2 separate regions of the Homo sapiens genome follow, and region 1 is linked to region 2. A link is an interaction called in ENCODE POLR2A ChIA-PET data of the cell type or tissue named here. Cell type or tissue: PC-9. All regions are shown on one strand. Links, peaks and the distances in the headings refer to the core of each region. The heading gives the core; the rest is flanking DNA.

The links. ChIA-PET counts read pairs that join two places held together with the same protein. Peaks named below come from ENCODE experiments on the same cell type or tissue, not always from the same donor. Only the 100,000 strongest peaks of a DNase experiment are listed, where the experiment ranks them.
Region 1: POLR2A ChIA-PET joins it to region 2 with 18 read pairs; 2 of 35 experiments call an interaction of 5 or more read pairs at or near these places.

The regions. Positions count from the first base shown.
Region 1 is chr2:61,139,858-61,148,062 of GRCh38, reverse strand. It overlaps C2orf74-DT (C2orf74 divergent transcript), which reads left to right and starts at 3,088. Exons shown (of 2, transcript NR_036496.1): 1 at 3,088-3,290; 2 at 4,118-6,471. LOC105374759 (a long non-coding RNA gene) reads left to right here and starts at 7,879. Exons shown (of 3, transcript XR_940137.1): 1 at 7,879-7,916. It also overlaps a transcript of C2orf74 not described here. RefSeq lists enhancers at 2,910-3,259, 2,954-3,875. In PC-9, for the core only: no CTCF peak of the experiment used is centred there; a DNase peak (open chromatin) is centred at 3,032; H3K4me3 peaks cover 2,071 bases.
Region 2 is chr2:60,772,413-60,780,617 of GRCh38, reverse strand. It overlaps PAPOLG (poly(A) polymerase gamma), which reads right to left. Exons shown (of 22, transcript NM_022894.4): 8 at 5,495-5,584; 9 at 843-981. Among named protein-coding and RNA genes, the nearest start is that of PAPOLG, 20 kb to the right of the region's middle. In PC-9, for the core only: no CTCF peak of the experiment used is centred there; no DNase peak of the experiment used is centred there.

The DNA.
Region 1 (8,205 bases), core at 1,887-4,386, 370 kb before region 2:
TAAAAGGCAACCCACACTGTAATCCCAGCACTTTGTGAAGCCAAGGCAGGAGCATCAGCTGAGGTCAGGAGTTTGAGACCAGCCTGGGCAACATGGCAAAACCCCATCTCTACTAAAAATACAAAAAATTAGCCAGGCGTGGTGGCATGTGCCTGTAGTCCCAGCTACTCGGGAGGATGAGGCAGGAGAATTGCTCCAACCCAGGAGGCGGAGGTTGCAGTGAGCCAAGATCACACCACTGCACTCCAGCCTGGGCGACAGAGCAAGATTCAGTCTCAAAACAAACAAAAAACAAACAAAAAGGCAACCCACAGACTGGTAGAAAATATTTGCCACACAAATAATCTTTAAAGGATCAACGTATAGAATATTTTTAAAACGCCTATAAAAAAGGGAAAGGCAAAATAGAAAAAAGGTACTTCTCAAAGGACAAAGGACGAATGGGCAATAAATATAAGAGGCTCACCTCGCTAATTATCACAGAAATGCAAAGTGAAAACAAAATCAGGTAATATTTTATACCACAGGATTGACAAAAAAAAGTAGTCTGTCAATTCTAAGAACTGGTGAGGACATGCAGCAAGAGGAAGGTTTTCGATACTGCAGATGGAAATGGAAATTGGTAAAACACTTTGGATGAACTCTTGTTATTCCAAGAAAACTCTTTTGTGTGTAAAAACATGTAAAATAATATTATTGTCTGGGAAAAGTGGCTCACCCCTGTAATCCCAACACTTTGGGAAGCCGAGGCCCGCAGATCGCTTGAGCCTGGGCAGTGAGTTGTGATGGCGCCATTGTGCAGTCTCGGCAACAGAGAAAACCTTGTCAAAAAAAAAAAAGGAAAGGAAAGGAAAAATCTCCCATAATTTCACCTTTTTTTCTTTCTTTCTCTTTTTTTGAGAGTCTTCCTCTGTTGCCTAGGCTGGAGTGCAGTGGCAGGATCTCAGCTCACTGTAACCTCTGTCTCCTGGGCTCAACCGATCCCCCCACCTCAGCCTCCCGGGTAGTTGGGCCTACAGGCGCCCACCACCACTCCCATCTAATTTGGAGGTTTTTTGTTGTTGATGTTCTTTTTGTAGATGTGGGTTTTCACCATGCTGCCCAGGTTGGTCTCAAAACTCCTGTGCTCAAGCAATCCTCCTGTCTCAGTCTTCCAAAGTGGTGGGATTAGAGGTGTGAGCCACACACCCAGCCTCCAGTTTTTTTGTTTTTTGTTTTTTTTTTTGAGACGAAGTCTTGCTCTGTCGCCAGGCTGGAGTGCAGTGGCGCCATCTCGGCTCACTGCAACCTCCGACTCCCTGGTTCAAGCGATTCAATTCTCCTGCCTCAGCCTCCTGAGTAGCTGGGACCACAGGCATGCGCCACCACGCCAGTCTAATTTTTGTATTTTTAGTAGAGACGGGGTTTCACCACATTGGCCACGACGGTCTCCATCTCCTGACCTCGTGATCTGCCCGTCTCGGCCTCCCAAAATGCTGGGATTACAAGCATGAGCCACCGCACCTGGCCCCTTTTTTAATATTATATGTTTCTAGCTTTTTTAAAAAAAGTTATTGTAGTGTTATTTTTGTTTTTAATGAACAGCATTCAGATAATTCAATATATTATAATGAGGAATACATTGAGAAGTCTCTCACCCTATCTCAGTCCTACCCTCCATCTCATAAGAAACCATGACTATTAGTTTCTTGAGTATATTGCCAGAATTTATGTGGAAATAAGGATCATATGACTCTCATTTATCCTTTTCTACACAAAAAGCATAATTTATACACTGTTTGGCACCTGGGCTTTTTTCGCTTAGTAAGATATGCTAGAGATGGTTCCACATTAGTATGTTGGGAACTGATTCCTCACTCTTTTTCATAGCTGCATAATGTTCCATTGTGTGTATGTACTGTAGTTTATAATATCAGTCTTCTGATGGATACTCACGTAGTTTACAACCTTTTGCTATTACAATCAATAATCTCATACACATATTACTTTACATGTATGCAAGTGTATTTGGAGGCAAAATTCCCCAAAGTGGGATTGTTGGATCAAAATGCAAATATTATTCAGTGTGGTTTTGATAACCACTAAGGATTGCTGCATTCTGCTCCTACTAGCACTGTAACACTGCACCTGTTTTCCTGACACCCTCCTATATTGAGTATATTACCAAACGTTTCAATGTTCACCAATCATGATGATTTGCATTTTTATTAAAACTGAAGCTGGCCTGTAATCCTAGCACTTGGTGAAACTGAGGTGGGAGGATTGCTTGGGCTTGGGAAGTGGAGGCTGTAGTGAGCTGTGATCGTGCCACCTGTCTCAGAAAAAATAAAATACAAAACAGGCCGGGCGCGGTGGCTCACGCCTGTAATCCCAGCACTTTGGGAGTCTGAGGCAGGCCGATAACCTGAGGTCAGGAGTTCGAGACCAGCCTGGCCAACATGGTGAACCCCATCTCTACTAAAAATATAAAAATTAGCCTGGCGTGGTGGCACCTGCCTGTAATTCCAGCTACTCGGGAGGCTGAGGTGGGAGAATCACTTGAACCCGGGCAGCGGAGGGTGCAGTGAGCCGAGATTGCATTACTGCACTCCAGCTTGGGCAACACAGGACTCCATCTCAAAAAAATAAATAAATAAATAAAAAACACAAAAACATGCAGCTAAGCATCTTTTCATATATTTAAAGTCTATTTTTAACTACTATTTTTCTGTGAACTTGGTACCCCAGTACTTCGCCCATTTGTCTAATGCACTGCTGCCTGTTAATTCTTAGATATTTTAAATGAATATTTAATATATTTATATTTGGAAAAACTTATCCAAGGACAAAAGATGACGCTAAAACTCCTGTTATAAAACGAACATACCAGCCTTTCCCCCACGAGTCTGGAATCCGGCCAGAGCAGGATTTTAAGACTCTCGGACGACGTCAACATGTCCTCGGATCTGACTGCGCAGGCTCCAAATAGCTCGCCCGAACCCTAACATCTGTGTGCGCATGCTCGCTTGATTCCTAGCGGAAAGTTTGTGTGCGCATGCTCCAAGGAGCCGCGCCCCATCGGCTTCCCTAACGGAAAATCCGCTGCGCATGCTCATAAACCTGCTCTCCTAGGAGACCTGAAGGCTGCTTCCGCTAACCCGGGCTGGCGCTGCTAACCTCACCCAACGATCCCTGCTGTCGGAAAATGTCCAGAGGCACCATCCCTGCTATGAAGAGGGAATGCCAGTACAACAGCCACAAGGGGTCTTCCTGTGGCCCTCAAACAAAAAATCACTGCATTACATCAGCAGGTATTCAGCACCTGGCCCCCTCCAAACGGTGTCTAAAGCGAGTTTTAAAAATTAATGCTAGGGGCGGGACGGCGGGGGCGGAAAAAAATAAAAAATTAAATTACTTAAATTTTTTTCTCTTTTTTTAAAGAGTCGGATTCTCGCCCTGTTCCCCAGGCTGCAGTGCAGTGGCGCGATCTCGGCTCACTGCACCTCCGCCTCCCGGACTCCAGCAATTCTCCTGCCTCAGCCTCCTGAGTAGCTGGGATTACAGGCGCGCGCCACCACACCCGGCTAATTTTTTGTATTTTAGTAGAAACGGAGTTTCACCGTGTTGCCCAGGCTGGTCTCAAACTCCTGAGCTCAGGCAGTCCACCCGCCTCGGCCTCCCAAAGTGCTAGAATTACAGGCGTGAGCCACCTCACCCGGCCAAATTACATTAATATTTTATATTGAGGAGGAAGTTGGTTACAAAGGACTTTCAAAAGTGTCGGGGTTAATAATCTGCATATTTTAAAATATTCCAGGCCGGACGCGGTGGTTCATGCCTGTAATCCCAGCACTGTGGGAGGCCGAGACGGGCGGATCACGAGGTCAGCAGATCGAGACCATCCTGGCTAACACGGTGAAACCCCATCTCTCCTAAAAATACAAAAAAATTAGCTGGGCGTGGTGGCGGGCGCCTGTAGTCTCAGCTACTCGAGAGGCTGAGGCAGGAGAACGGCGTGAACCCGGGAGGCGGAGCTTGCAGTGAGCCAAGATCGCGCTACTGCACTTCAGCCTGGGCGACAGAGCGAGACTCCGTCTCTCTCTCTCTCACGCTCTCTCTCTATATATATATTCCATAGACTGCATTGGAGAGAAAGGCGCCGGGACAGAAAAGCCTGAGATAAACCACCTGTCATTCTTGGAGAAAAGGATGCTGCGGCTTTCCCGATTTGGTTGATGAGATGGAAAATCAACCCTTACAGGAAGGACATCACCAATTCCGGAAAGGATGCTGCGCCAGTCATGTTTCCGCACTCTGTGAGACGTTGAAATCTCCAGAAGTTGCCCAAGGTTTTCAAGCTGAACACAGGAGAAATGACTCTGGATCTCTGAGGACTGTTTTCCTCAATAAGGAGCTGCAATCTTGGCTCCACCACCCTCCCTCCAAAACATCTCGTGTGTCTGGTATCTGGTTATATTGTGGCCTGACAGAGAAGTTTCTTTCGGGGCCAGTGAATTAAAAAAAAAAAAAAAAAGAAAAGCGGGTCCTACCAACTCATTAATACTTTAATACTTTAAATTTCCCTCTTTATAGTAGGTTGAAATGTCAGTATCTCTTAAGAACAATGGCTGAACCAAATGTTTCCTCAAAACTCACATTTTTTCCCACCATTTCAGAAGCTGCCTCAGGACTAAGCTTTGATTTTTTTTTTTTTTTTTAATCTGGCCCAAATTCCTATCTAAGGGGCCTGGGGAGTCATGCCCAACAAACCATAAATTCTCATCAGATGAGTTTTATTTAACCCTATATATGGTGACTTGCTTTCCAGTCTGACTCTGGCATGACATGTGACAAAGAAGAAAGTCAAAATATTTTACCCCAAAACATGTTTCTTTGCCATATTTTGAAATGGTCCTGCAAAGCTGTGCTTTGTGGGGGAAAATATGCATCTGTAAAGAATCTCTATTAACACAGCTAGATCTTTTTCTTCCAGGCCCTCCCAATCCTGAAGAGACTGAGAGTCTAGCATTGTTTTAAAGGTCTGAATAGGAAACATTTGTCATCTATCATCTCTAAGGGTAGCCATTATAAGACTTCAAAAGAACCTTTTGAAGTATTATAATCTTTTATCTTAACCTGAACATGTGCTTCCTATTGATCCCAGGTCTTCAGACAATTGTGAACTCAACCATTTGTCAATTAGAAAATGTTTAAATTGGCTGGGCACAGTGTCTCATGCCTCTAATCCCAGCACTTTGGAAGACCAAGGCGGGCAGATTGCCTGACCTCAGGAGTTCGAGACCAGCCTGGGCAACATGGTGAAACCCCGTCTCTACTAAAATACAAAAATTTAGCCGGGCGTAGTGGCATGCACCTGTAGTCCCAGCTACTTGGGAAGCTGAGGAAGGAGAATTGCTTGAACCCGGCGGGCAGAGGTTGCAGTAAGCAGAGATCGTGCCACTGCACTCCAGCTTGGGCAACAAAGTGAGACTCCATCACAGAAAAAAAAAAGAAAATGTTTACCTTTACCTATAGCCTGGAAATCCCTGCTTTGAGTTGCTCCATCTTTCTGAACCAAACCAATGTTATTTCTTAAACGTATTTCATTGATGTCTCATGCCTCCCTAAAATGTATAAAACCAAGCTGTGCCCCGAACACCTTGGGCACATGTTCTCAGGACCTCCTGAGGGCCGTGTCACGGGTCATAATCACTCATATTTGGCTCAGAATAAATCTCTTCAAACATTTTACAGAGTTGACTCTTAGTCAACATGTCCATACCTGATGAGATGCTTCATCAAAATTCTAGTGGACTGGCTAGTTCAGAAAATGGACCAGCCAGGTTTGCTTAAATGCACCCCTGCACAACTATCTCACTCCTGCTTGGAGCCGGCTAGATCAGGAGACCTGTCCCTAAACTAATGTACTCCATGTCTTAAGTCTTTTTGTTTTGTTTTGTTTTTGTTTTTGACAGAGTCTCAGTCTGTCACCCAGGCTGGAGTGCAGTGGCGTGATCTTGGCTCGCTGCAACCTCCGCCTCCCAGGTTCAAGAGATTCTCCTGTCTCAGCCTCCCAAGTAGCTGGGACAACAGGTGTGCACCACCATGCCCTGCTAATTTTTGTGTTTTAAGTAGAGATGGGGTCTCACCCTGTTGGCCAGGCTGGTCTCAAATTCCTGACCTCAGGTGATCCACCCACCTCGGCCTCCCAAAGTGCTGTAATTACAGGCATGAGCCACCGCACCCAGCCCATGTGTCTTGGTCTTTTTTACTAATATTGATTATAAAATGGATGAAACTTTGGATAAAATTTCTGCGTTAGAATTTCTTTTTATATCTGTCCTAAAGCTTGTAACTACTTGCTCATGATTTTTTGTGTATGTTTAGCAATGTGCATGTCATTGATGGCCTTTGTAAAGTATGTTCAATTGAGTTGTGGAGACAGAGGTGCAATTGGAGTAGGTTGTAAGAATAAAAAGGAGTAGGCAAAAAGGCACGGGTATACCAGTGGACTTCAAAGGGTACTCAGACTTTGTTCTTAAGGGATCAATTCCCAGATCTTCAGTTTCATATAAACTCTTTCCTAAAATTGACTTGCCTAAAAGCATGTTAGTGTTGTGGGCACAGCTTCTCTTTTCTTATTTCTGCTTTTACAGTCATCCTTTTTCCAAAAGGAAGGTATACATATCCTCCTTGTCTAACAATGGCACATTGCCCCAGGGTGTAAAAGAGGCCAGGGGTGACAAGCAGAGACACAATTCAAAGCATTTGTATTAAGAGAGCAGTAACTCCAATGCATTATTTTGCAAGTCACATTTTTTTGTTTTTGTTTGTTTTGAGACAGGATCTCACTCTGTTGCCCAGCCTGGAGTGCAGTGGTACGATCTCTGCTCATTGCAGCCTTGACCTCCCTGTTTCAAGGGATCCTTCTGCCTCAGCCCCCTAAGTAGCTGAAACTACAGGCATACAACACCACGCCTGGCTAATTTTTGTATTTTTTGTAGAGATGGGATTTTGCCATGTTGCCTAGGCTGGTCTTGAACTCCTGAGTTAAGCTATCTGCCCACCTCGGCCTCCCAAGGTGCTGGGATTACAGGCATGAGCCACCACACCTGGTTTTAATCTATAATTTCAAAGTTAAAATTTTTTTAAGTCAAAACTATGTAAAAAGTTATGCTTAGAAAAGTCTAGCTTCCTCAGCTCTATCCCTTCCACCTATTCCTTCCTCTGTCCCCCAGAGATAACCTAGTTCATTATTTTTGGTACATCTCTGTTTCTTTTTCTTTTTTTTTTTTTTAGATGCAGTCTCACTCTGTCGCCTGGGCTGGAGTGCAGTGGAGCAATCTCAGCTTACTGCAACCTCCGCCTCCCAGGTTCAAGCAATTCTCCTGCCTCAACTTCCTGAGTAGCTGGGATTACAGTCACCCACCACTATGCCCAGCTAATTTTTTGTATTGTTAGTAGAGACGGGGTTTCACCATGTTGGCCAGGCTGGTCTCGAACTCCTGACCTCGTGATTCGTCCACCTCGGCCTCCCAAAATGCTGGGATTACAGGCGTGAGCCATCATGCCCAGCTACATCTCTGTTTCTTTTTGCAAAAATAAATACATATATTTGTTTTTGGACTAATGTAAACATACTGTTAACTGAAATAGTAAATGGACTGTACTGTTAAAGAGAATCTATTAGAGTCTTGTTTGTATTTCTTGAACAAAATTATCTTGCTCTATATAGTTCTTTCTTTCCATATCAATTCACAGAAATCATCATTGTCCTTGCTCTGTTTTTTTTTTTTTTTTTTTGAGGGTCTTGTTCTGTCACCCAGGTTGAGTGGCATGATCTCACCTCACTACAGCCTCAACCTCCTGGGCTCAAGCAGTCCTCCCACCTCAGCCTCCTAAGTAGCTGGGACCACAGGATGTGCCACCATACCCAGGTAATTTTATTTTTTGTAGAGATGACATCTCACTATGTTGCCCAGGCTGGTCTTGAACTCCTGGGCTCAAGCTTTCCTCCCACCTCAGCCTCCCAAAGTGCTGGCATGACAGGAGTGAGCCACTGTGCAAAGCCTGTCCTTGTTTTTTTAATAGCTGTGCAATACTCCAGAGTGCTGATGTCCTATTATTCAACCCAGTCTCTTGCTGATGGACATTTGAGTTGTTTCCACATTATTGCTATTGTGTATAAATAACTCTACAATGAGTAGTCTTATGCTTGTATTGTTT
Region 2 (8,205 bases), core at 2,374-4,873:
ACAGAGTGAATGTTCTGGGTATTTGGTATTAAAGGAAAAAAAGGCCGAGCATGGTGGCTCATGCCTGTAATCCCAGTACTCTGGGAAGCTGAGGCAGGCAGATCACCTGAGCTCAGGAGTTCGAGACCATCCTGGGCAACATGGAGAAATCCTGTCTCTACTAAAAACACAAAAATTAGCCATGCCTAGTGGTGCACGCTTATAGTCCCAGGTACTCAGGAGGCTGAGGTGAGAGGATCACTTGAGCCCAGGAGGCAGAGGCTGCAGTGAGCTGAGATGCATGCACTCTAGCCTGGGCAACAGAGTGAGACCCTGTCTCAATTAAAAAAAAAAAAAAAAAGGCTAGGTAAGAAAGTATACAAAGGAAAGGCTGCTCATTTTAATGCAGTGTTCTCTGAAAGGGCAAATATTACTTTTCATTAACTGTAACTAATTTACACCTGAATCTTTCACTTCCTTCTCATTTGCTTTCATGGATTTAATTCCGATAATTTAGTAACAGCAACAGCCAACATTTACTGAAAATACTAATATATCAATGTGATTATCATCTCCATTTTACAAATGAGGAAAGCTTAAACGACCTCTACATAACTAGTAATTTGCAAAGCCAAACTTATTTTAACTGCTCTCCCAAGCTAAAGGCCCACATTTACAAATCCCTGGAAGAAGGTGCCAATTAGATGTCCCACCATTGCCTCAAAGTTGATGTTTTATACTTTCAACTTTACAAAGCAATGTAAAACAACAGAAAAAGTCTATGTATAGCTCTTAAATTTCCAAACAAACTTACGCATAGGTAGAGATTAGTAAACAGTCAAAGTACACACGTAAATACTTACCACTTGGAAAAAACTAAAAAGAACTTATGAACTAAAGTAGATGCTGCTGCATTTGGATACAATTGGCAAGTTCTTGCAACTAGCATTGCCCAGGAGACACCACCAAGGAATCCTAGCATGTTGGAATAAATACCACGTCCTAGAAAATCAATATATTTGTTAATTATTATTAGGACCTACTATCTGTGACATTCTTTTTTTTTCTGCTCTTTACAAGGTGAATGAATATCCGTGACATTCAACAAGGTAACTTTATTCATAAGACGGTTGGTTGGAAATTTTCCCCTATAAACAAAACATTAAAACTGATAAGCAGACCTTCACATTAGGCCCACAGTCTAATTAGTAAACCATAAATTGCTAATCTTACCCTCCTTACTTTCCCTTCTAATACAGACACCTCAGTTCTTTGCCTCAGTTCCAACTGCCCAACTGGGCTCCACTGATACTACATTGAAATTCCCCATTTTTCAGTATTTAGGATTGAGAGAAAAATGAAAGGAAGGAGACATTTGGAGAGACAATGGGGAAGAATGAATATTTAATTAATAATCATATTCATGGGTATTTTTAAATCAAGTATAAAGCTGGAGACTTACTTCAGTATTTCACAGAATTTGGATACCTCTCCATAAAGTAGAATACACCACTGATATCATTCATTTCTATTTTTTTTTTTCTTTTTTTAAGAGATGGGCTCTCACTCTGTCACCCAGACTGGAGTGAACTGGCACAATCATAATTCACTGTAGCCTCAAACTCCTGGGCTCAACTGATCCTCCACCTCAGCCTCTTGCGTAGCTATGATTACAGGGGTGCACCACCATGGTTGTCATGACCGTTTTTTATATAGCTATCTATATTATGTCCCGCCAAGCGAGCAAAAGAAAAAAACCTACAAAATACCAATTTCAGATGTGGTAAATATGAAAAATATGCATCTAACTGACAAAACATGGCATTTAATCTTTAAAGAAGGGCAAATTGTTCATGTTATCCCTTCAGTGCAAATTTTACTTTATCTTAAGTATACAAGACACTTGAGCCCAAGGACAAATTCTACTTGCTTACTATCTTTTTAGACCTGCACTGTCCAATATGGTAGCCACAAGCCATGTGTTGCTATTTTTTAACTTGTAACAGCTTTATTGAGATGTAATTCACATACCATAAGATTCGTCCATTTAAAGTACACAATTCAATGGTTTTTTAGTATACTGAGAGTTGTGCAATCATCAACATGATCAATACTAGAATGTTTTCAGCACCCCGAAAAGAAACCTTTAACTGTCACACTCAGCCAGGCACTGTGGCTCACACCTGTAATCCCACCACTTTTGGAGGCCAAGGCAGGAGGACTGGTTGAGCTCAGGAGTTTGAGACCAGCCTAGCTAACATAGCAACACCTCGTCTCTGCTAAAAAATAAATAAATAAAATAAAATAAAATAAAATAAAATAAAATTAGCCGGGTGTAGTGGCATATGCCTGTAGTTCTAGCTACTCGGGAGGCTAGAGTGGAAGGATCGCTTGGGCCCAGAAGGTTGAGGCTGCAGTGAGCTATAATTGCACCACTGCATTCCGGTCTGGGAGATACAGCAAGCCCCTGTCTAAAAAAATAAAATGAAATAAAATATAAAGGCATACCTCGTTTTGTTGTGTTTTGCTTTATTACACTTCACAGATACTGAGTTTTTTACAAACTGAAGGTTTGCGGCAACCTTGAGTTGAGAAAATCTTTCAGCACCATTTTTCCAAGAGCATAAGCTCTCACTTCATGTCTCTGTGTCACATTTTAGTAATTCTCACAATATTTCAAACTTTTTCATTATTATTATATCTGTTATGGTGATTTGTGATTAGTGATCTTTGATGTTACTATTGTAATTGTTTTGGGGCACCACAAACTGAGCCCATATAAGACGGTGAACTTGGTAAATGTATATGTTCTGAATGCTCCACCAACTGGTCATTACCCATCTCTCTCCCTCTCCTCAGGTCTCCCTACTCCTGGAGACACAACAATACTTAAATTAGGCCAGTTAAGAACCCTTAATGGCCTCTAAGTGTTCAAGTAAAAGAAAGAGTCGTATGTCTCTCACTTTAAATCAAAAACTAGAAAAGATTAAGCTCAGTGAAAAAGGCATGTTGAAAGTTATGATAGTCCGAAAGCTATGCCCCTTGTGCCAATCAGTTAACCAAGCTGTGAATGCCAAGGAAAAGTTATTGACAGAAATTACAAGTGCTACTCTCCAGTGAATATAGGAATGACAAAAAAAGTAAAACTGCTTTATTGCTGACAGAAAAAAAAAATTTTTTTTTGAGACGGAGTCTTGCTCTGTCGCCCAGGCTGGAGTGCAGTGGTGCCATCTCAGCTCACCACAACCTCTGCCTCCTGGGTTCAAGTGATTCTCCTGCCTCAGCTTCCCGAGTAGCTGGGATTACAGGCACGTGCCACCACACTCGGCTAATTTTTGTATTTTTAGTAGAGAGGGGGTTTCACTATGTTGGTCAGGCTGATCTCGAACTCTCCTGACCTCATGATCCGCTCGCCTCGGCCTCCCAAAGTACTGGGATTACAGCTGTGAGCCACTGCGCCTGGCTGCTGATAGAAAATTTTAACGGTCTGGATGGAAGATCAAACAAGACACAATGTTTCCTTAGGCCAAAGTCTAATCCAGAGCAAAGCCCTAACTTCTCTTCAATCATATGAAGGCTGAGAGAGGTGAGGAAGGTGCAGAAGAAAAGTCTGAAGCTAGTGAAGATTGGTTCATAAGGTTTAAAGAAAGAAGCCATCTCCACAACTAGAAGTGCAACAAGTGCTGATGCAGAAGTTGCAGGAAGTTATCCAGAAGATCTAGTTAAAATCATTGATGAAGGTGGCTACACTAAACAACAAATTATCAATGTAGATGAAACAGCCTTATACTGGAAGAAGATGCCATCTAGGACTTTCACAGCTAGAGAGGAGAAGCTTGGTTTCAAAGCTTCAAAGGGTAGGTGATTCTCTTGTTAGAGGCTAATGCAGCTGGTGACTTTAAATTGAAGCTGGCCGGGCATGGTGGCTCATGCTTGTAATCCCAGCACTTTGGGAGGCCAAGGCAGGCAGATCACCTGAGGTCAGGACTTCAAGATCAGCCTGGCCAACATGGTAAAACCCTATCTCTACTAAAAATACAAAAATTAGCCAGGTGTGGTGGCACATGCCTGTAATTCCAGCTACTTGGGAGGCTGAGGCAGGAGAATCACTTGAACCCAGGAGGCGGTGGTTGCCGTGAGCTGAGATCGCGCCACTGCACTCCAGCCTGGGCGAGACAGTGAGACTCCATCTCAAAAAAAAAAAAAAAAAAAAAAAAAAATGAAGCCAATGCTCATTTAACATTCCCAAAATCCCAGCGCCCTTAAGAATGATGCTCACTCTACTGTCTGTGCTGTACAAACAGAACAACAAAGCCTAGATGACAGCACAGCTGTTGACAGCATGGTTTACTGAGTATTTTAAAGCCCATTGGTGAGATCTACTGCTCAGAAAAAAAAAAGATTCCTTTCTAAGTAGGACTGCTCTTTTGACAATGCACCTAGTCACCCACGAGCTCCAGTGGACACATACTAGGAGATTAAAGTTACTTTCATGTCTGCTAATACAGCATCTATTCTATAGCCCATGGATCAAGGAGTTATCTTCTTGTTTTACCATTTAAGAAACACATTTTGGAGCCGGGCTTGATGGCTCACGCCTGTAATCCCAGCACTTTGGGAGGCCGAGGCGAGCGGATCACAAGGTCAGGAGTTGGAGACCAGCCTGACAAACATGGTGAAACCCCGTCTCTACCAAAAATACAAAAAATTACCCGGGTATGGTGGTGCGTGCCTATAATCCCAGCTACTTGGTAGGCTGAGGCAGGAGAATCACTTGAACCCGGGAGGCAGAGGTTGGTGTGAGCCAAGATTGCCCACTGCACTCCAGCCTTGGCGACAGAGCAAGACTCCGTCTCAAAAAAAGAAAAAAAAAAAAGACTACAGTATAGTGTAAATGTAACTTTTATATGCACTGGGAAACAAAAAAAAAATTGTAATTTGCTTTACTGCAGTTGTCTGGAACCAAACCTACAATATCTCAGAGGTGTGCTTAAATAATAATACAGAATGTGCTGTGCCAGCTCAGTGGTAAGCAAAGGGATTTTTATGAACCTAAATATATAAACTATATATATAAACTAGTAACAGTTCCAGGCTTTATTAGAAAAGTGTTATAAGGTAAAAACAAGTGAAAGTCATCACTGTAGACTCTTCACTTAATGAACACCTACTACAGTATAAACCAGACTCTTTGCTGGTGTGAATACAAAGATACGTAAGATGGTGTTACCCACAGGGAGGGTATCAGTCTTCAAGTTCTGAATTATTCTGACTGCCTGACTGAACCTAAGATGAAAAGTCAGGGCTTTAAGTTTTTACCCAAGGGAGGAAGAGGTATACTACTTATCAAAACACCATAACCACTGTACTTGAAAAGCAAATAGCTATTACAGAGTTTATTGGCCCTTAACCTCCAACAATATCATTAGGTTCAGAGTTTCTATATATGCTTCTTTCACTGGCAAGAGAAAATTAGAATTTTATAATGCAAACATAAAAGACTAGGGATACTTACGTTTTGCCCATAATTTGACAGCTCTTAGGGTGAGTCTAAAAGTTTCTTTATTTGGCACTAAATGCAAAATTTCATCAGTAACTCTACAACCTGAAAAAGACAAAGCATTCATTTTTCACTATGCAGCAAATTCTCAGTTAATTCAAATGCCCTCCTAACTTCCAGACTCTCGAATGCTAAAAATATGAAAGATAATAAAACATTGGGGCTTATTTTATGTGTATGAAATTTACCACTTATGAGAAATCAGTTTGCTTTAGGGTAATTAAAAAAGACATGGGTAATGCAATCCAAAATGAGATGTGCCTGAGTATTTTTTAGTTTTCTTCCTTGACTATTAATCAAATACCTCCCAATTACAACACTGTAATTACTTCAATGTAAACCTTTTCCACAAATACTGTAATTTACTGTTACAATCTGGAAATACACCAAAGTGCAATAATGATTCGGTCAAACAAGACACTATAAAACATTGGTTCTCAATCCCAGCCCTTTGGTAGGCTGAGGTGGGTGGATCACCTGAGGTCAGGCGCTCGAGACCAGTCTGGCCAAAATGGTGAAACCCTGTCTCTACTAAACATACAAAAATTAGCCAGGTGTGGTGGTGGGCATCTATATTCCCAGCTACTCAAAGGGCTGAGGCAGGAGAATCGCTTGAACCCGGGAGGCGGAGGTTGTAGTGAGCTGAGATCACGCCACTGCACTCCAGCCTGGGCAATAGAGTGAGACTCTGTCTCAAAAAAAAAAAAAAAGACATTAGTTCTCAAAGTATGGTCTGGGTACCCCTGGGAATCTGTGAGGTCAAACTTTTTTTATAATAATACTAAGGCTTTTTTCACCGTGTTAACATTTGCACTGATGGTGCAAAAGAAACAGTGGATAAAACTGCAGGTACCTTGGCAGTCAATCAAGATGGGGCAACAGCGTGAACCCGGGAGGCGGAGTTTGCAGTGAGCCGAGATCGCGCCACTGCACTCCAGCCTGGGCGACAGAGCGAGACTCCCGTCTCAAAAAAAAAACAAAAAACAAAAAACACATGGGGCAACAAACTGCACTAGCAGAAAAAAATATCTTCACCACCACACACTTGCAGTTAAAAATAAAGGTGGGGAAAGAACATGTGAAACTGTGTAAGTTGTAAGCTCAACTACCTGCTTTTTTCAAGGAACACCAGTTTCACCTGAAAAAATAACTGGCAGATAAACTATAGTTATTCAGTTAGGTATTTCCTTAAAAATGGACAAAAGGAACCTCTCAGTTCAACTAAAACAAATGACAAAATTTGTTGCCAATAATAAAATTTAAGCTTTCAAGTTAAATCTGAATTTCAGACAACTTTTATCTGTTACTATGAGCTTGACACCTTTCCATACTTTTCTGTTGAGACTGGTCACTAATGACTGCTGGTTTTTTTTTTTTCACATTTTATAGTGAAATGTGTATTAACATTTGGAACATCCAAATAATTTTGTGAACCAATATTTTCCAAATGACCAAGGCATGATAGTACAAAATCATGCATGAATAAAGGGACCACTCAAAGAACAAGACAGATCAGTGGACTGTCATGTAACAGAATACAACAAGTTTGATATGATTTTAGATTCCATACTCTAACCTTTAAGAAACTATCATTTTTATTCAGCAACAAAACGGAACAAATACAGATAAACCTCACAAACATGCCAAATTAAAGAACCCTTACGCAAAAGACCACATAGGATTATTTTTATATGAAACGTCTTTAAGAGGCAAATCTACAAAGAAATAAAGCAGATTAGTGGTTGCCTGGGACTGCGGATTGGAAGGGGAAATGACTGCAAATGGGTATAAAGGATCTTTTGAGGGTGATAAAATATTCTAACATTGGATTGTAGTGTACTAAAGACCAGTGAAGTCCGGGCACGGTGGCTCATGCCTGTAATCCCAGCACTTTGGGAGGCTGAGGTTGGCATCACCTGATATCGAGAGTTTGAGGCCAGCCTGACCAACATGGAGAAACCCCGTCCCTATTAAAAATACAAAAAGATCAGCCAGGCGTGGTGGCACATGCCTGTAATTTCAGCTACTCAGGAGGCTGAGGCAGGAGAATCGCTTGAACCCAGAGGCGGAGGTTGCAGAGAGCTGAGATCGCGCCATCGCACTCCAGCCTGGGTAACAGTGTGAGACTCCGTCTCAAAAAAAAGAAAAGAAAAGAAAAGAAAAAGACCAGTGAGGTGTATAATGGTATGTAATTATATCTCAATAAAACTGTTAAAAAGAAAAAAAATGTTACTGGCCAAGTTTAAGAAGAATATCCATAATTATCTGAAAAGGCTATTAAAACACTCCTCCCTTTTCCAACTAAGAGGACAGATTTTTTCTTTCTTTTTTGAGACGGAGACTCGCTCTGTCACCCTGGCTGGATTGTGGTGGCATGATCTCAGCTCACCACAACCTCCGCCTTCTGGGTTCAAGTGATTTTCCTGCCTCAGCCTCCCGAGTAGCTGGGATTACAGGTAAGCACCACCACACTTGGCTAGTTTTTTATTTTTAATAGAGATGGGGTTTTACCATGTTGTCCAGGCTGGTCTCAAACTCCTGACCTCAGGTGATCTGCCTGCCTTGGCCTGCCAAAGTGCTGGGATTAGAGGCATAAGCCACTGTGCCTGGCCTCTTTTTTTTTTTTTTTTTTGAGACAGGGTCTCACTCTGTCACCTAAGCTAGAG